2 separate regions of the Homo sapiens genome follow, and region 2 is linked to region 1. The links are chromatin loops, found by intact Hi-C in ENCODE. Cell type or tissue: IMR-90. All regions are shown on one strand. Links, peaks and the distances in the headings refer to the core of each region. The heading gives the core; the rest is flanking DNA.

Evidence for each region. A loop is a pair of places that touch in the nucleus more often than their neighbours do. Peaks named below come from ENCODE experiments on the same cell type or tissue, not always from the same donor. Only the 100,000 strongest peaks of a DNase experiment are listed, where the experiment ranks them.
Region 2: it touches region 1 in a loop (6-fold over the local background); 2 of 110 quality-filtered maps call a loop at or near these places.

Annotation. Positions count from the first base shown.
Region 1 is chr9:115,667,842-115,681,097 of GRCh38, forward strand. It overlaps LOC105376235 (a long non-coding RNA gene), which reads left to right. Exons shown (of 7, transcript XR_930270.3): 6 at 4,596-4,675; 7 at 4,804-4,987. Among named protein-coding and RNA genes, the nearest start is that of LINC00474, 250 kb to the right of the region's middle. RefSeq lists an enhancer at 4,240-5,439. In IMR-90, for the core only: no CTCF peak of the experiment used is centred there; DNase peaks (open chromatin) are centred at 4,990, 5,350 and 5,960; H3K4me3 peaks cover 347 bases; H3K27ac peaks cover 3,740 bases.
Region 2 is chr9:116,235,081-116,243,080 of GRCh38, forward strand. PAPPA (pappalysin 1) reads left to right here. Exons shown (of 22, transcript NM_002581.5): 7 at 59-557. Among named protein-coding and RNA genes, the nearest start is that of PAPPA, 85 kb to the left of the region's middle. In IMR-90, for the core only: no CTCF peak of the experiment used is centred there; DNase peaks (open chromatin) are centred at 3,401 and 3,911; H3K27ac peaks cover 1,647 bases.

The sequences.
Region 1 (13,256 bases), core at 2,194-10,193:
CTTTGGTTCTGTCTGTTTGGCCGAGTGCAGGAGCTCAGTCCAAACCCATGCCCTCCTATAAACTTTATTTAACACTATTCAATGTCACCCTCTAACAGGAAGATACTCATTGCATGTGAGCAGACCCTCCCAGGTGACCAAGGTCTGTCCCATAATCTGCTGTGTGCATCTTGCTGCCTGGTTCTCTTTCCCATCAACCTCCACACTGGAGTGGAATGCCCTAACTGGGAGCACAGAATTCAGTCTTTTCTTTCCAGAGTTCATTGCTCCAACCCACTGGGATAGGAAACCACTAAAGAATTTCAGTCCTAATACTGGGACTAACCCGTGGCAGGGCATGTTGCTGCCGTACACTCCTAGAGACACCACAGGGCATGCACATCTGATCCTGATCTGCCCACCCTGCACCATGAGCAGACCCCAACTGGAGATGGATGATGACAGTGAACATAGGCTTCTCACCCCTGATGACACTACCAGGGTCCTCACAATCCTGGCTGGAGGGCAGCAACAGTCACAGAGCAGGGGCTTGGAGGGGATGGCTGGCTGGAATCCCAGGTACTAAGTACCAGGGACCTGGAGCAGGTGGCTGAAAACCTATCCAGGGGAGGTGAGAAGGCAGCAGGCTGTAGGGTCCATAGGACTAAGACTCCAAGTCCTGAAACATGCTCCATTGTCCTATCAGATTTCACTTCCACAATACAAGTTCAAACAAAAAATTAAGGATTTCAAGAAAGTGACTGTGGAGCTTTAAGCCCAAAGTACGGTGCCTTTCCAAGTGTTGGTCCTGTGTGGCTGCACTTATCTCATGCTTGTGGAGCCAGGCCTGTGTGCAACATAAGAATATGTTGGGTAACTTACCTCTTCTGGAATGTGTGATTGACTCATCTTCCTTTCCAGACTGAAGAATTTGTTTCTTCAGGATAAGTTTTCAGAAGCCCTTTTCTATGTTTCCTCACATGTGGAGTTCTTGCTAGGCTTTGTAAAGGGCTCAGCTATTTTCCAAAATGGGAATTGAAAAATGAACACTTGTGCATAGCTCACTGAGGGGCATCGAAAGGATTATGTGAGTCCTGAAAGGCACTGAAATAGCTTATTCCAACTGTAAGTATCCTGTGAGCTGTGTCTTCCTCATCTCTGTGTGAGCTGTTTTCCTCTAGACAAGCAGCTCGGTACTCTAAAATAAGCCACATTTCTTTTTATAGCAAAATTACTCTAGTATCAGCTTCAGCCAGCCTACTTGCCAAAAAATGGTGCTCCACCCCACCTATGTCTCTTGATCCTGTAGGGGATTTTCCAAGTTCCACTTTAGCACATGTAGACAGAGCCATTTCTTTATTTATTTCCTGCCATCTGCCTCTTGGTTGTGGTATCATCTAACTTCGTTGGTTGCCATTGGTCCTCACCAGATTGCCACTCCAGTGGGCACAGTGTCCTCAGTAGACTGGGATCATTCTTACCTCCTGACTTGACCAAGGGTGAGGGGACACTCCTAAGAAGCTGGGGATAATGAAATTGATACACAACACAGAGAGTAACTTATAATTGCCACTGGAAGTGGCTTCATTCAGAATCCACAGGTCAAATGCAATGCCATGGTTCCTTACCTACTCATACCTGACTAGCTCTCAGTCTTCCTTTAAAAGCAGGTATCAGTTCCCAATGCCATCCCACCCCCATTCACCTCCCCCAACAATTGCATGGGGTTTTCCAAGCATCTGCCTTTTACTTGACACTTGACATTAGTCTTATGTAATGTCCCCATAGAAAAGTGGAAACTTGGCTGGGAGCAATGGCTCATGCCTGTAATCCCAACAGTTTGGGAGGCCAAGACGAGCAGATCACGAGGTCAGGAGATGGAGACCATCCTGGCTAACACGGTGAAACCCGGTCTCTACTAAAAAATACAAAAAAAAAAAAAAAAAAAAATAGCCAGGCGTGGTGGCATGTGCCTGTAGTCCCAGCTACTCGGGAGGCTGAGGCAGGAGAATTGCTTAAACCCAGGAGGCAGAGGTGGCAGTGAGCCAAGATTGCACCACTGCACTCTAGCCTGGGCGACAAAGCGAGACTCTGTCTCAGAAAAAGATAAAAAAATTAAAATAAATAAATAAATAAAAGTGGAAACCTTTTGTTCTCTTTCTTTTTTTCTCTCTCTTTCTTTTCTTTTCTTTTTTTGAGACAGAATTTTGCTCTATTGCCCAGGCTGGAGGTCGGTGCCATGATCTCAGCTCACTGCCACCTCTGCCTCCCAGGTTCAAGCGATTCTCCTGCCTTGGCCTCCCAAATAGCTGGGATTACAGGCATGCACCACCATGCCCAGCTAATTTTCTTGTATTTTTAGTAGAGACGGGGTTTTGCCATGTTGACCAGTCTGGTCTTGAACTCCTGGCCTCAAGGGGTCCACCCACCTTGGCCTCCCATAGTGCTGGGATTACAAGTGTGAGCCACCGCGCCTGGCCTTGTTCTCCCTTTCTAAAGCCATTTTGCCCCAGGCCTCATCTTCTGCAACAGGATTACAAAATTTCCTGTGTAATTGATGACAGAGAATATACATTTGCTTCACCTTACACTTATTCACCTTAACCTTAACCTTACACTTACCCACTTACACTTATTATGGCCCCTTGATCCAGAGTATACAAGGTGTTCTTCCTTGTTTGGTACATGTCTATGCTTTGGTAAATAATACCAAGTAAGGGTATTCAGTCTGTGTTCTTTCCAATGCTGAGTTCTGTTCATTCCTTTTTTTCTTTTTTTAACAAGCTTTTCACCAGAGTGAGATGATGAACATATCCAATCAACAAACCCCTGCTGACAATTCCTTTCCATCTACTCTCCTTTTGTATGCAGCTGCTGATAACTCCACAAGAACACCCTATGATTTATAGCCCTGGGCAAGTCAAAATCCAAATTTAGGAAAAATATTGTTTTCCAGGGAAGCAATTTTCTGAAGTATGAGTTGTTTTTTTAAAAACACAAAAAACAACCAATTGATATCACTGAACAGAAAACTTCTCTAAATCTGCAGAATTTACCTTAGATCCTGTCATTCACCTTAGATATTCCTGCATAACTAGGGTGGATTTAGGTGGGTTAGATTTTTAGATTTAGCCCTAAAAGGTACTATAAAGTGCTTTCCTAAAAATAAAAGGGGCCTTTGGATCCACTCTGAAGCTATTGATTGTGGACCTGACCAGGTTTCCTGTGTATCATGGTGAGATTGGCAGCCAGGTACAGTACTGAACTAGATAGATAAAGAAGATGCCAGTTCCCATAGAGTTTCTGAGATAGGTGACCATGGACAACAAAGATGTAAGCAACTGAACAAGATCATTGCAAATAATGATAAATGCACAGGAAACAAAAAGCACCATAGTCAGAAAGTGACTAGGCTGGCAGTCGTTATATTGGGTGGTGACAGAAGCTTCTCTGAGGTCAAGACATTTGAGCTGAGACCTGAGAAGGAGGCAATGATCTGGGATCAGAGCTTTTCAGGAAAAGGAAACAGCCAGTGAAATGCTCCAAGATAGTAGTAACATTCTCTTGAAGTACAGCAAGAATGCCAGTGTACTTATAGTAGACTAAACCATTGGAGAGAGCAATTAGCTTGAAGACAGAGGCCAGATGACATAAGGCATGAGTGGCCATGCTAAGGAGTTTGAAATCTAGGCGGTTAGAGGGGTTAGCAGGAAATTGTATGGCATTTTTTTTTTTTTTAAGACGGAGTCTCACTATGTCACCAGGCTGGAGTGCAGTGGTGCGACCACTGCAATCTCCGCCTCCGGGATTCAAGTGATTCTCCTACCTCAGCTTCTTGAAGAAATGGTATGGTATCTTTAAGAGACCTGTTTGCTGTAGGATAGATGATAATACTGGAGACAGAGAAAGCAGTTGGAAACTTTCATGTAAGCAGTGACAGAAGGCCTTGCATCAGAGTGACAGCAGTAGAGATGGGCAGGGGAGGAGAGATTTCAAGATATTTTCTTCAGGCAGAGGAAATAGGACTCTCTGATAGGCTGGATGTGGAAGGAGTAAAGAAAATAATTGGCAGGGTACAGTGGTTCATGCCTATAGTCCCAATACTTTGGGCAGCTGAGACAGTAAGATTGCTTGAGCGCAGGACTTTGAGTCCAACCTGGGCAACAGAGGGAGACCCCTCTATCTAAAAAAAAAAAAAAAAAAAAAAAAGGCTGGGCTAGCCATGTGTGGTGATGGTGCATGCCTGTGGTCCTAGCTACTTGGGAGACTGAGGTGGGAGGATCACTTGGGCCCAGGAATTTGAGACTGCAGTGAGCCATGGTCGTGCCACTGCACTCCAACCTGGGCAAGAGAGCAAGACTCTGTCTCAAAAAAAGAAAAAAATAAAAGAATCAACAAAGACTCCTAGGCTTTTGTTTTGAGCAATTGGATGGGTATCATATAATAGCATCTTCTGAGACAAAGACTGGAGTAGAAAGGAATTTTGGATATACAATGAATAACTATCTTCTAAGGTGAGTTCCAACTCACTTCTAAGGAATCAAACTGTTCACACCCAACCAACACTTCCACTTTTACAAACAAACAACATGATTTTAACTTTCTGTCTCCACTAGGTACTCGACTGTGGTTCAATCTCCAGACCTAGAACAGGAATAGAAGCAAAGGGATTTTCAATATAAATATTAGTTGAATGGTATGAAGTAAAACAAACTTATACTGGTAATAGCTTTGGAATTTACAAAGCATTTTCCCATGCATTATGTCTTCTCCTCCTCATATTAACCCTGCAAACGAAATAACATTATTACCCGTACTTTACAGAAGAGGACACTGAAGCCAAAGGAGAAAATTAACTAGCTCAGTCTTGCATGACCCCTGTGAATGGACTGATCTTGAAACCCAGGTAACCTTACTCCCTGGTCCCAGCCTTTGTTAATGGGGACACAATCCTGGAAATTTTGCCTGTGTGTAAACCTCTAGGGGCTTTTTCTTTCATCGTTTTACATCAGCCAGACTCTGACTCACAGCTGGAGAATCAGCTTCCTTATTATGTAGCGAATTCCATGAACACACACCAAGAGTTGTTTTCTGTAACAGGCTGAAGTAGCTTCTTCTCCCAGTCTCTTTCTCCCATCAAAATTAGAATATCTTTCCTTGGAAAACTGTGCCCAGGTTGAGGGGGACTTCTCCCTGGTTTTGTGTAGACTCTTTGATATGCTCCAAACTCAACGCCTTTCCTTCAATCCCTGGGGCCTTAGGAACAGCCAACCCACATGTGGTGGGAAGTGAGGCGAGGGGGAAAGAGGAATGTGAGGGAGACACAAACACAGCACAATGTTTTCTTTCTGAGAAACTTCATCAAGGCTCCGATTCCAGTGACCTCACCTTCAAGCAATGCCAGCTCCTTTGCTTTAAATCAAAGTTGACATGTGGTGGTGGTTCACATATTTGGAGTCTAATGAGCCTGCAGCTTCTAATGCTGCAAAGGAAATCCTGAGAGTAATATCTGCCCTCTGAGATCAGAGGTGGTCAATAACCTTAATGTATGTCAGCTTCCACACTTTACTCCAGAATTCTTAAGGAAGGTACACATGAAAGGTTGGGCTGTCTATGTAGTGAGCAGCATTCAAATTGGGACACTTACCGCAACCCGCCAGTATACATTCTGTAGTCTAATTTCAAGAAAATGAAACTGAATTATACAAACAGGCTCTCAATTGATCTTCCTACTTTTATTCTTGTCTCGTAATCTTATGTTTTTTTCTCAAAGCACTGAATGTCCTTTCCCGGCTCAAATTCTTCTAGTCCTTACTTGTCACAAATAGAATATAATCGATGTGCCTTTTGATGTCCTACAAAGCCATGCATGATCTGACACCTGGCTATATCTATGAACTTTATTATCACTGCTTCCAACACTCATTCTCACACAAGCTATCTTAGCATCCTTCCTATTCCTAGAGCATGTAACCCGCTGTGACTCATGGTCATTGGCTCTGGTCTTCCCTCTGTAACTGAGGAAAAGGCTCTTACCCAAGAATCTCATGATTCCTTCAATTCCTTCATAATATTCAAGTTTTTGCTCAAATATTACATCTTTAAAGAGTCCTAGCTCCACCATGGTGGAAGTTTCTTCTCCAAGATTTAGTAGTGCCATGATGGTTAATTTTATGTGTCAACTTGACTGGGCCATATGGTGCCCAAATATTTACACAAACATTATTCTGTTTCTGTGAGGATGTTTTGGAATGAGATTACATTTAAATTGGTAGGCTGAGTAAAGAATATTGATTGCCCTTGCTAATGTAGGTGGGCCTCATCTAATCAATGGAAGGTCCAAGTAGAACAAAAAGGCTAAGTAACAGAGAAGTCTTTCTTCCTAATGACCTTTGAACTGGGACATTTGCTCTTTTTAGGTCTCAAGCCTGACAGTCCAGACAGGAACTAAACCGTCAGCTCTCCTCAGTCTCCACTCCAGCTTCCTGACTCACCCTGTAGATCCTGGGACTTTCAAGTACCCATAATCACATGAGCCAATTCCTTATAATAAATATATCTCTTTCTTTCTTTCTTTCTTTCTTCCTTTTTCTTTCTTTCTTTCTTTCTCTTTCTTTCCTTCCTTCCCTCCTTCTTTCTTTCTTTCCTTTCTTTCCTCTCTCTCTCTCTCTCCGTATGTATATAGAGGCAACCAACTTCAGATAAAATATTTGAAACAAAGAATATCTGCACTGAACATGTACTGACTTTGTCTTTTCTTATTACTCCCTAAATAATAAAGTATAACAACTATTTACATAGTATTTACATTGCATTAGGTATTATAAGTAATTTAGAGATGATTTAAAGCATACATGAGAACATGTGTAGGTTGTATACAGATACCACACCATTTTATATAAGGGACTTGAGCATTACTGGGATTTGGTATACTCGAGGATGGAGGGGTCCTAGAATCAACCCCCAACAGATACCAAGAGATGATAATTATTGGTTCTGCTTCTCTAGAGAATTCTGACAAATAGAAATTTTGGCACTGAGAGTGGTTCTAGAGGAATATTTGTTTTCTATTAACAATATTGTGGCCGGGGATCCCAGCACTTTGGGAGGCCGAGACAGGTGGATCACCTGAGGTCAGGAGTTCAAGACCAGCCTGGCCAACATGGCAAAACTCCATCTCTACTAAAAATACAAAAAATTAGCTAGACATGGTGGCGGGTGCCTATAATCCCAGCTACTCAGGAGGTTGAGCCAGGAGAATTGCTTGAACCTGGGAGGCAGAGGTTGCAGTGAGCCGAGATCACACCACTGTACTCCAGCCTGGGTGACAGGTAAATAAATTTAAAAAGTAAAAATAAAAAAATAAAAACATGTATTTTAACAGTTTATTACTCTTTCTAATGCCATAGCCAAAAGACATGACATACTCATCTCACATGTCATAGTCAGTGGCATGCTGGGGGAGGAGTGTGATGCTGATCTGCTTCAGATAGTCATTTAGGGACCCAAGGCCCTTCCATCTAGTGGTTCAATAATCTTCTAGAAGTCCCTTTCTATAAACTCAATATATGTATTATATTCTTTCTTTTTTATACTTACTGTGCATATTTATTATAAGGCATACAACATGATGTTATGGGATATGCATAGATAGTAAAAAAAAAATGCCCTTTCTTTTTCGGTTGTTGTTTTTGTAGCAAGAGCAGCTAAAATCTATTCATTTAGCCTGATACCATATGCAGTACAATTTTATTATCCATAGTTCTCATCCTACACATTAGATCTGTATACTTGTTCATCCTACATATCTGCTTCTTCATATCCTTTGACTTGCACCTCCCTCTTCCCCCACCACCTCACCTGGTAACCACTGTTTGGTTCTCTGTCTCTGTATATTTAAACAATTTTTTAAAATGTCACATATAAGTGAGATAATGTGAAAAATTTCTTTCTGTGTCTGGTTTATTTCACCTAGCATAATGTTCTCCAAGCTCAACCGTGTTGTGGCAAAGTGCAAGCTCTCATTATTTCAAGCTGAGTAACAGTCCATTGTATGCATGTAGTACAGTTTCTTTATCCATTTGCCAGTCAACAGGAACTTAGGTTGTTTTTATATCTTAGTTATTGTGAATAATGATACAATGAACATGGGAGTACATATATCTTTATGAGATTGTAATTTCATTTCCTTTGGGTATATACCCAGAAAAGATATTGCTGAGTCATATGAGAATTCTATTTTTCGTTTATTTAGAAACTTCTATATTGTTTTCCACATTGGCGACACCAGTCTACATTTCCACTGACAGCATTACGAGAGTTCTTTTTCTTCACAATGTCTCTAACATTTATTATCTTTTGACTTTTTGTCAATAGCCTTCTTAATGGGTATGAGGTGATATTCCATAGTGGTTTTGATTTGTATTTTCTTGATGGTTAATGATGTTAAGCACCTTTTTATATACCTGTTGTCCATTTTTAAGTCTTCTTTGGAGAAATGTCTATTCAGGTTTTTTGTCTGTATTTTAATTGGGTTATGTTTTTCCCACTATTGAGTTGTATGAATTCTTCATAAATACAGTATATTAACCCCTTGTCAGATATATGGTTTGCAAATTTTTTTCAATTTTTAGACTGCCATCTTATGTTTATTGTTTAAGAGAAACAGAATTTTAAGATGAGTTTTCTGAATGGGTTGTGGGGTTTATGAAATCTGCTCTCTAATCTGATTAGATTTAAATATGCTAATGATTCTATTTTCAGTGGTAGAAAAAGTACTGATGGTCTGTGGCATGGTCTGACAGTACAGATACACAAAATCTCACCATTGCATACTACTGATCAATGGCATATAAGAATCTTGGAAGGATCTGCATGATTATATATGATACTTTTAAACACTTCTGTCTGACTAACAAGTATAATGAGATTGGCTGGTTGCTCCTAATGTTGCTTAATTAAGTAGGAAAAGAAAAAGATGAACTCAAGGATTCAATGTCCCAATTCAAGTGCTACGTAAATGACTTGATAGCTTCTATATGAGCCCTGAAGGAGACTGCTATCTCCTGTAGCTCAGGGCTGAGGTTGTGGAAAACCAAATCTTTATCATGCAACTGGCTGAATTACAATACAAGTTTGAACTGCCAACCTCACAGGTTGCCTTCTGTTAAAATGTGGACATTGATTGCAAAGGAAGTAATGGGGTTCCTGAAAGATGAAATGGAGATATGTGGGAAGATCCTGATGAAGGTTAAGACATTGAGCCCCTAAATTCTGCATCATTTTTGCCAGTGGAAGCAGACTTTCCAGACATAGTGGAAGCATCTTTTCTATCCCCATTTGAGGGGATTTACTATGTATTGCCTGAAGAAACTCTAATGGCTTCTCCTGAGAGAGTTATCTTGTAAGATTAATGGTTCTCCTCAGGACCCATCCCCATGATCCCTCTTTGCTTTTAGACTTATAGCTAAAGTCCAGAAGGTGCCTAAAGGTGAAGTATACATCCTCATGAGTAAAACAAGGAGGTGCACTATATTCCAAAAGAACTACTTTGTGCTTTCTAATTTATACAGACAAAAATCCAGGGAACATGTGTGGGAACAGATACTAATGGTGTGGGATAATGGTGAAAGGAACATAAAGTTGGATCAAGTTAAATTATTCATATAAGCTCACTAAGCAGTGATTCTTAACCAATGTTGCAGCTCAGGGAGTTAAAAGGGGTTCTAATAGTTTGTTTTGTTGGTTGGCTGAAACAGGGACCAAAAGGTGACCAATAATTAGCAAGTCAGAAATACGTACTTGCTTTGGTTTAATGTGGAGAAAGGAATTTAAAAGCTTAGGGGGATTAGTATGTATATTAGCCAGGGTTCTCTAGAGGGACAGAAGTAATGCAATATACATATGTATTCTATATATATATGGGAGTTTATTAAGTATTAACTCGCACAATCACAAAGTTCCACAATAGGCCTTCTGCAGGCTGAGGAGAGCCAGTCTGAGTTCCAAAACTGAAGAACCTGGAGTCCAATGTTCAAGGGCTGGAAGCATCCAGCATGGGAGAAAGATGTAGATTAGGAGGCTAGGCCAGTCTCTCTTTTCACGTTTCTACCTGCTTTATAATCTAACCATGATGGCAGCTGATTATATTGTGCCCACCCAGATTAAGGGTAGGTCTGCCTTTCCCAGCCCATTAACTCAAATGTTAATCTCCTTTGGTAACAGCCTCACAGACACACCAGGATCAAAAATTTGTATCCTTAAATCTAATCAAGTTGACACTCAGTATTAACCATCACAGTATGTTAGGGTGGATTTGTCATTTAAGACAAACTCATCTACCCTGGGAGTTTAGAACTCACAACTTGAATCATGACTGTGAGAAATAAATGTGTGAGGTGGTCAGACAGCTACCTGGTCACAAATTAATTACATTGGACTGCTTCTATCATGGAAAAGGCAGTATTTTGTTCTCACTGCAATAGACAAAATCTGCATATGAATCTGCTGTCCCTGCATACAATGCTTCTGCCAAAAATACCGTCCATGGAGTTACAGGGTCCCTTATCTACTGTCTTGGTATTTTACACAACATTGCTTCCGATCAATGAACTCAACTCACTGCAAAATAAGTGCAGCAATGAGGCCATGCTCACAGAATTTACTGGTCTTATGTTCCCCACCATCTAGAAGCTGCTGGCTTGACAGAGTTGTGGAATGGCCTGTTGAAGACTCAGTTGCAGTGCCAGCTAAATGAAAATACCTTGCAGGCCTGGGGCAAAGTTCTACAGAAGGCTCTATATGCTCTGAATCAGCATCTAATAAATGATGTTATTTCTCCAACAGTTAGATTTCACAGGTCCAGGAATCAAGTGGTGGAAATGAGAGTGGCTCATCTCACCATTATCCCTAGTGACCCACTAGCAAAATTTTGTTTCCTGTCACCACAATCTTATCCTCTGCTATATTCTGCTGGCCTGGCGGTCTTAGTTCCAGAGGGAGGAATGCTTCCATGAGAAGACACAACAGTGATTAAATTGAAGTGGAAGTTAAGACTGCTTAACTTCCACTTTGGGCTCCTCATGCCTCTGAATTGATATGCAAAGAGAGTTACTGTGTTGAATTGGGTGATTGATCCTGACTCCTAAAGGGAAATTGGACTACTAGTCTACTCTGGAGGTAAGGAAGCATATGTCTGGAATACAGGAGATCCCTTAGGGGGTTTGGGTATTTTCATGTCCTGTGATTAAAGTCAATGGAAAATTATAGCCACCCAATTAAGGAAGGACTACTAATAAACCAGACCCTTCAGGAATGAAGATTTGGTCACCCTATCAGGTAGTTAACCATGACCAGCTGAGGTGCTTGCTGAATGCAGAAAGAATGCATAATACATAGAATAAGGTCATTATAAATGCCACCTAGGACCATGTGACCCCTACAGCAACAAGGATTGTAATTGTCATGAGTATGTCCTCCTTTGTCTGGTTATGAATATGTTTGTGTATACATGTTAAGCAAATATCTTTGTTTTCTTCCCTGCCTTAGCTCCTTATCATGTAACATAAGATTATTTGCTTTATATCATAGTATTTAAATATTTTAAACTTTACATCACAGTATTTATCTTACAATATATCAAGAAGAGTAAACATCATTCATGTACTTTATCTCCTTTTCTGGAGAAGGAATTAGTGTGTTTTCAGTTGCACACAGGATAGTTGTATTATGTTATGTGGCATATGGCCCTGTTATTGTTTTTATTTGAAGATGAAGTATGGTTTAGGGAGATGTGTATCTGCACTAAGCTGGCAAAGGGTGAACATGTGAAAGTTAATATTATGTGTCTTTTTAAAAATTTTATTATTTTTTTTTTTGAGACAGGGTCTCACTCTGCTGCCCATGCTGGAGTGCAGCATTGCCATCACAGGTTGCTGCAGCCTTAACCACCTGGGCTCAAGTGATTCTCCCACCTCAGCCTCCCAGATGGGACTGCAGGTGTGCACCACCATGCCCAGCTAATTATTTCTTTTTCTTCTCCTTCTCCTTCCTCTTCCTCTCCTTCTCCTCCTCCTCTTCCTCTCCTTCCCCTTCTCGTCTCTTTCCTCCTCCTCCTCCTCCTTCTCCTCCTCCTCCCCTTCCTCCTCCTCCTCCTTCTTCTTCTAGACAGGGTCTCTCTATGTTGCCCAGGCTGGTCTTGAACTTCTAAACTCCAGCTATTGTCCTGCGTCAGCCTCTAAAACTGCTTGGAATACAGGCATGAGCCACCATGCTCCAGCTATGTGTTTTTCAGATGAAATTAACATTTAAATTAGTAAACTAAGCAAAGCAGGTCGCTCTCTCTAATGTGGTTGGGCTTTATCTAAGTAGATAAAGATTAACATAGGACAAAAAAGCTGACTCTCCTCAAGTAGAAAGAATTCTTCCTGCCTGATTGTCTTTGAACTTGGACATCTGCTTTTTTTCTGGCCTTTGGACTTAACCTAAAACATAGGACTTCTCTGGGTCTTGAAGCTGCCAGCCTTTGAATTAGAACTACAACATAGGCTCTCCTGGTTCTCAGGCCTTTTGGACTTGAACTGAAACTAAGCCATTGGCTCTTCTGGGTCTTCAGTTTGCTGACTAACTGCAGATTTGGGTACTTGCCAGCCTCTATAATCATATAGGCTAATCCCTTAAAATAAGTGAATACATAAATGAATAAATAAATATCCTAATCTTAATGGTACTGTTTCTCTGGAGAATCCCAATATTCATGCCAAATTAGAAATTAAATGAGTCAGTGTTAAAATATTCAGCACGATACCTGACATACTAATTACTTAGTTTTTGTTTTGTTTCAAGGGAGGTAGGGAAGATAAGGAAAATGGGCATGGGACACTTCTTTAAACAGGAGTGTGGATAGGAGTGGAAAACAGTTCCCAAAGAGATCTGCATATAAAAGACAGATTAAAAAAATCTAATCATTCCTTAACAACTGTGTATTTTCCCTCAAATAAGTCTGTTGGAGATGGGAGAAGGTATTGGATTCTCCCCAAAATTTAAAGTGAGTAGATGAGAAATCTCACAGAAAATCTGAGTATTAAGCTATGGAAATGTTCAAACATATATAAAAGTTGAAAAAAAAATTAACTGAACTCCTATATACACACCATTTAGATTCCACTATTAACATTGTATAATACTTGTTTCCTCTGTTATGAGTTTGAACTCTCCAAGGAAATCCAACCTGACTTCAGTAACTGTGACAGTGTAGAAGTTATTTATTTTAATAAATC
Region 2 (8,000 bases), core at 1-8,000, 570 kb after region 1:
TAAGGATGGGAATAAAGCTCTTTCCCCAAGAACTCATTCCCTCATCTCTTCTGCATAGGTCATCCTGATGTTGAACAGCCCTGTAAGTCCAGTGTCCGCACCTGGAGCCCAAATTCAGCTGTCAACCCACACACGGTTCCTCCAGCCTGCCCTGAGCCTCAAGGCTGCTACCTCGAGCTGGAGTTCCTCTACCCCTTGGTCCCTGAGTCTCTGACCATTTGGGTGACCTTTGTCTCCACTGACTGGGACTCTAGTGGAGCTGTCAATGACATCAAACTGTTGGCTGTCAGTGGGAAGAACATCTCCCTGGGTCCTCAGAATGTCTTCTGTGATGTCCCACTGACCATCAGACTCTGGGACGTGGGCGAGGAGGTGTATGGCATCCAAATCTACACGCTGGATGAGCACCTGGAGATCGATGCTGCCATGTTGACCTCCACTGCAGACACCCCACTCTGTCTACAGTGTAAGCCCCTGAAGTATAAGGTGGTCCGGGACCCTCCTCTCCAGATGGATGTGGCCTCCATCCTACATCTCAATAGGAAATTCGTAGACATGTAAGTGCATTCTCTGAATAGGGAGTTTATTAAGTGGGTGGGTTGTGGAGGAACGTGAGGTGGGTCAGAGAGGCCTGGACAGGGGGAAGGTTCATCACAGTCAAGACTCACTCTATGGATTGTAACCCATCATTGGGTGTAGATTTGTCTTAACATGGCAGAGTTGATATCATGGGAAGAGCAATAGGGAAGGAACCATTAGACCTGGATTTAGTGACAAATCTGATGTGTGACCTTAAGCCTCATAAGCCTTTCTTAATCTTAGTCATTCCAATAGTAAATGAAGGAGGTTGGATGAGAGTAGCAGTGAGAAAATCATTTATTACTAATGAAAGTAGAAGAACTGAAGTTTGCTAATGATTTTCTTTTTATATTAAATTGAAGACAATTTATGCATTTTGATTGCTTTTTCAGTGGGTGAATCGGGGGTGAAGTTATAGTAGATTGGGTGGGGGTTGGGCACAGTCCTAGGTATTTGCACAAAAATTGTGCTGGAAAGTGAATATCAACTTTAACAGCACTTGTTTTTGTCTTATTTCCTGAGGCAGAACAGTGGTTCAAACCCATTTGATCCTTAGGGCCTTTGCAGCTTTAGGTTTCCGTAACTCTTTCTGGATGCTCACTGCTCTTATGTGAAGTAGTACTTGTCTTTCATACTCACTTCCCGGCCAGGGAGGTGGCTCACTCCTGTAATCTCAGCACTTTGGGAGGCCGAGGCAGGCGGGTCACCTGAGGTCAGGAGTTTAAGACCAGCCTGGCTAACATGGTGAAACCCCGTCTCTACTAATAATACAAAAAAATTAGCTGGGTGTGGTGATGAACACCTGTAATCCCAGCTACTCAGGAGGCTGAGGCAGGAGAATCTCTTGAATCCAGGAGGCGGGGTTGCAGTGAACCGAGATCATGCCATTGCACTCCAGCCTCGGCCACAAGAGTGAAACTCCATCTCAAAAAAAAAAAAAAAAAAAATTACTCACTTCTCAAGCCACCTCTCTATTACTTCTTCCCCAAACATCCTCAGAATTTCTGTCTTAGGAGGAAGACCATCTTATAATGAAGCCATTAGTGCTTTTCCTGTGTACTAGAAAATGGGCTAAGGTCTTTGCATCTTTTACTCATTCCATCCTCTCCACAACCATAGCCCTATTATTCTTATTTTACAAAGAAGAAAACTGGGGCTTAGAGATGTGAAGTCACTTGTCCAAGATCACACAGTTAGGAAGCGGTGAAGGTAAGGATTGGAATTTCGTTCTGACTCCTAAGCCACTGCACTCAACTGGTGCTCAATTAAAGATGTGATTCCAACTTCTGTTTTAATCTACAAAAAGGATAGAGTCTTCGCCATCTAACTTGGGTGTCAATGGTTTCTATAGGCCTTTTGTGGCTCTTTATTTGGTTCTAAAATGATGTAAGACAATCTCTGCTCTGTCTACTTGAAAATATTCACTAAGCCAATCATTAATGGGAACCAAGTTCTAGAGGAAACTTTTAATCTTTTTAAAGGGCAGAACCACTTTCAAACACTTTACCAGCACTTCCTTTTACATACTAGCAATTAATGTGCACATCACAGGCAAACTCTTGCTAATTCATTGAATCAGAGATGAGGAACAGCTGTTTAAGAACTCAGAAAGAGCACTTGGTTTGTGTTTGAGAATGTACTTAAAATTTAAAGGATAGTCTTGCCTTAAAAATATTCCATAACCCTGTCTCTTCCATCTCCTCACTTGTCTAGAGTGGTAGAGTTCTATAAATATGCTTCCACTTAAACTTTCTTTATAAAACAATGGAGGGAAGAAATAATAGATGTTTTAAAATCTCAGTTTAAACTCAGCTTTCCTTTTTTTGCCTCGAGTTACGAGCCTATGAGAGCTGCCATGGGTTGATAAGTTTGAAATGGTGAAAATTAAACTGAATAAATGAAAGAACCCTTAGTGATTTAGCTTAGTTCTATTCTCAGCAAAATCTCAGCTAAATCACTAACTGGCTCTACCCTCTTAGGTGAGTCACTTGTCCTTTCTAGTCTTCCGATGCCTCAACTTTGCATGCAGGAGGTTGCACTGGATTAATTCTTCTCTCTCTCTTTTTTTTTTTTTCTTTCCAAGACAGTCTTGCACTCTTGCCCAGGTTGGAGTGCAGTGGTGTGATCTTGGCTCGCTGCAACCTCCACCCCCCAGGTATAAGCAATTCTCCTGCCTCAGCCTCCTGAGTAGCTGGGATTACAGGCACGCACCACCACGCTGGGCTAATTTTTGTGTTTTTAGTAGAGACGGGGTTTTGCCAGGTTGGCCAGGCTGGTCTGAGAACTCCTGACCTCATGATCTGCCTACCTCAGCCTCCCAAAGTGCTGGGATTACAGGCATGAGCCACTGCACCTGGCTAGTTCTTCTCAATTTGGATTGCACATTTAAAAACTGGGACATTTAAAAATTGCCTGGGTCTCACTTGTATCCCATCTCCACTCTCCCCCGAGATATTTATTTAATGGTTAAGAATAAGGCCTGACCATTAGAACTTTTAAAATCTCATAAGGTGATTATAATTTGCAACAAGTTTAAACAAGTTTAAAAACCAGTGCACTTAAACAAGTTCTCAAAGTGTGGCCCCAGACCAATGGCATCAGTATCACCTGGGAACTGAGAAAGGCCAGGCTCTCAGGCCCCAGTCCAGCCTAGTGAATCAGAAACTCTGAGTGCAGGGCCTCTCCAGGTAATTTGGATGCTAGTTAAAGTTTAATAGCCACTGCTCTAAATTATCTCCAAGGCCAGGAATCTCCAAATTCTCTTTCACTCATGCAACTACTTGCTCAACTCACAAATATGTAATGAGAACATTCTATATGCCAGATTCTGTACTGGAAACAGTATTAGGATGACTCAGACCAGTCCCTTTCTTGAAGGCACTCAAACTTAAGTGCTGAGCTCCTACCCACTTTGTAAAAGTGCCACGTACTGTGCCAAATCATCAGTAGTGAGGTCGACACTCTTATGCACAATTTGTTCTTTCATTCACTCTCCAAATATTTCTTTAGTCCCTACTATGTGTCAAGCACAAGGGCTAGACTGAGGCTTTCATCGGCCTTCCTCTTCGAATCTTTTGTGTTTCAAGGAGTTTATTGGAGATCTGGGCTGGGATGGGCTGGGCTTCCTGACCTGAATGTTCTCTGAGACTGAAAAAAGAGAAACACATCCTTCCAAATCAACCTACCATTTCAACTCCTTTATCTCTTGGTAATTTGAGTCCTGAACCCCACCACAAATACCTCTTTGTGTGTATATGTGTGTGTATGTGTATTTTGCTGCTTTCACATTTTTTCCATATCAAATAAATTGGCTCTTATACAAGTTCTATATAAAGACTGTTTTGGAGAAAAAGAGGAGAGGGAAAAAATGCTTTCTTTTTCTTTCCTGACTCAACCCATTACATGATTCCCTTTGACCTTTGTCTTCATTTTTTTTCTCTCAACAAAAATATTTATTCTTTCTGTTATCTACACTGGAGATAGTTTCCCAAGGTATGACAGTGATGAAGAGAGAGCCTTCTGTGCTTACCCCATGGAAACTTCTAGTAGACTGATTACTTTTGGCCAGGACCAGAAAGAAATGTGGAACATCTCCATCTCCCTTAAGTGGAAACCCCTCTATCGAATGAGAAATGACACTATCAGAAGAAAGGGTACCAGTGCCAACTCTGCTACAAACTCACCATATGACACAAAGACACACCGCATCACCTATTTGGACCTCAGTTTCCATATCTGTACAATGAGAGGCCAACACATTAAGCCCTTCTCTATGGGTAGACATAGAGAAGGTGTCTGGGGTAACAGGTGATTCACATACTTTTTTGTAGTAAAAGGAATTCAATAGGGATTATCTGTAAGAATCAGTACCCAGAGGAAACCTCACTGGCTCTGTATGCCCTACTGAAATGTGGACCACAATAATGACAACCATTTACTAAGTATTTCCTCTGCTTTAAGTGCCTTACAAACACTTCTGAGGTAGGTGAAAAAGCTTAAATTCAGAGAGTAATTAAACTAACCTCATACAGCTAGTAATGACATAGACAGGCCTCAAACTTAAGTCTAATTCCAAATTCCACCTTCCTAACCACTACCCATACTACTTCCTACTACAATAATGTAAAGGCAGAATTTTAGAGCTGAGAAATGCATCCAATCTGGCCAAAGCTCTAAATATAGCAAGGGGAAGACAGGCTTACAAGTCAGAGGCCACTAGTCCACAATCAGTCCCTGTGGCCCACCCTTGATGTCTTGGTGTCCAATAACACAAATTACACAGACAGTTCTTTATGCTTCTGGCTGGGAAGAAATAGCAGGGAAGCATCTTTTTCTCCACTTGGCTGTCAAGTGCTTCTACACTGAGCACTGTGCTCCTTGGCCTATATGGAATCTTCAGATTTCTCCAAGAAGTAAATACTCTGGACAAAACTGAGAAAGCAAAGTATAAAGCAAACCAGGAACAGTGAACAGTAGCTCACTCTCATCTACTTATTGGTCTGTCTCATTCATCCATCACTTCATGCAACAAATATTCACTGGGTATCTATTAGGTGCTATGCACTATTTTAAGAAATGGTGATCCAGTGGTGCTGAAAACTCAAGGTGCTCACAGTCTATGGGAAAAGAGAGGGACAGGCAAGCAGTGTCATTGCAGTATAATAATATTCTGATGGAAGAAACAGAAACACAGAGTCAGAGGTTTCTAACCCAAACTTGGATGAATTGAAGTCTAAACTTAGAACTAGAATATAAACTCCCCGAGGGCTAGATTTTTTTCCTGTTTTTCTCCTGGTGCATTCCAAGCACGTAGAACAATTATAGACACAAGGTAAGCACTGAGAAAATGTTCTTTAAATGGTTCTGGAATGAAGAATGAGAAGGAATTTAGCATTTGAAGAGAAATGGAGAAGCCAAAATGTAGTAAGCTTGTACTATGTGTCAAGCACTAACTAGGGACTTTACATAGATAATCTCATTTGATCTAATCATCCCAACAACCCCACAATGTAGGTGGTCCTATCCCCAGATTATATATAGGGACTGGAAACTCAGAGAAGGAATGTGGATTATAGTTTACAGCTATCAAGGGGCAAAGCTGGGGTCTGTAAGTAGATCTGTCAACTCCAAAGCTAATGCTCTTGATCATTCATTCTCTGATTGAACAAGTATGTTTGTTTATGCCTCTGTCTTCTTAGGATCCTCAGTTGAGAGCTAGAAATATTCTTAAAAGTCATCTCTCTCAACTGGCTTATTTGTGTATCCCAATTTAGTCATCTATTAATTCTTCTCTCACATTCAGACCTGTAAAGCTTCCAACACAATCTATATCTATTTTATCTCACCTCCTTGGCATTCTCAATATAATTCTTTGGGGAAATGAATAGACATAAGGAAAGGAGATGTTTATATGATCTGGGTGGACATTCTTGTGAGTCCAAATTTTACAAATCAGATCCAAATTTTTGCCTCTGAACTCCAAATGCTTTGAATACCCATCAATTAGAAACTTTAGTGCATTCATTAATTCACTTGCTCAGCAAGTATTTGTTGACTTCCAACATGAGCTTAACTACTTTCTAACCTCTAGGGATTCAATAATGAATACAGCAAGAAAAACTTTTTGTTTCATTGATTATTATCCTGTAGTTGGGAGAGATAAAAGAAGCATGTTATTATATAATATCCCAGTTGGAAAAGATTTAGTGATTTTTAGATAGGTGGTCAGGAAAGTCCTCTCTGATGAGATGACATTTGAACAGAAACCAGAAGTGTCCCCCAGTAACTTATAATGAAAGCTAGCTGAGCTGCCATCCCTGGGATCCCAGCCTGTTTGGAATATGAATTTCTTATAACATGATCCTTAGTCCTTGATCACAGTTTGTGTTGTATTATATTTAACAGTGCTTGTGGTTTTTCCTTCACCTGGTTCATATTCTTAAGTACAAAATTTATGACACTTAAATGACACAATAGGGGCTCCATGGATACTTGTTGATCATGTGAAGAATAAGTCAGCAGTAGCACAAAGTGGGCTCTAAGAAGATGCGTCTCTTGCTTTCAGATCTTAGTTATAACATTGATATGTAATGTCATATTAAGCCTCAGAGGATTTGGAAAGTTTACCCCAAATCAGGGTCAGGTGAAGGCACAGGTGGCTCTTACATGCTGTTTCTATGGCTCTTGAGCTGAGTCACCACTTTCTTTCTTCCTTTTTTTTTCCTAAGCCTCATTTCTTTTTATAGCTCTTTCCGTTTCTCACCTTGTCATCCATCCTTTGTTCTTGTATGTATTAATTTATTCATTCATTCATCCATCAACTAGTGAAAATCTAATATAATCCATGTTAAGTAATACTTGTCCCATTTAACAAATATTTATTAAATATCTATTCTGTGCTACGAATGCAGCCCTGATTAATACAGACATGATCTCTGGCCTCATGAGCACATGGTTCTAAATGAAAAATATTATACTGCAGCATGAAAAGTGTTATGGTGTGAGGAGCACGGGGGGCAGGGGGGCTGTGAGAAAACATGGGAAGGGTGTCTAACTGAGCTTGAATAGGTAAGGAGGGCTTCTTGGAAGAAGTGACATGTAAGCTGAGACTTGAAGGATGCATAACAGCTGATCATTGAAGAAGTTCACCACAGTTCAAATGGTTGAAACTAAGTGGATGTTCAGCCAAGATTGATAAATGAATGAAAGAATAAATGAAGGGAGGAAGGAACAAGCATACTGCATGTCAGAAGGGCATACTCAACCACAGATCAAATGTACAGCTTTGAGATGGAAATTGTATTAATTTGGGATATCTATCTACTTCAATTCTTAGATATACTTCAATCTTTTTAGCTGCTGTACAGTATCCCACAGTATGAATGTGCTGCAGGTAATTTAGCCATACCCTTAATGGTGGGCATTTAGGTCACTTCACACATTTTTCTGCTGCAAGCAAATGTTGCAGTGAGCATTCTCGTACAAACATCCTTGCAGGCACATACATGCAAGCATTTTGCTAGGGTGAATACTGAGAAATTGCCGGTGATAAGCTATGGGCCTTTTTCATTTTAATGGACACAACTATGACATTCTGGGCAGGTGAACTAGCTTCCACCCCACTAGCAGTGTGTGCCAAGACCTGCTATTTTGTATCATGACTGCTTATTATTTGGCATAATGAAAGTGTTTTTTCTTTGCACTTTTTTACCCACTTTGATGGGAAAAATATGACTTCTCATTGACATTTCTGTTATGTGCTCTTAAGTAAGCATCTACTCAAATACATTTACTGGATAATTGCATTTCCTGTTCTATGACTTGTCTATTCATATCCTTAAGATGGGCCTCATCTTTAATCTCCTTCACACCTCTATTTCTCATTCGTTAAATTGGGATTTCAATGTCAGCCCTATTGCATG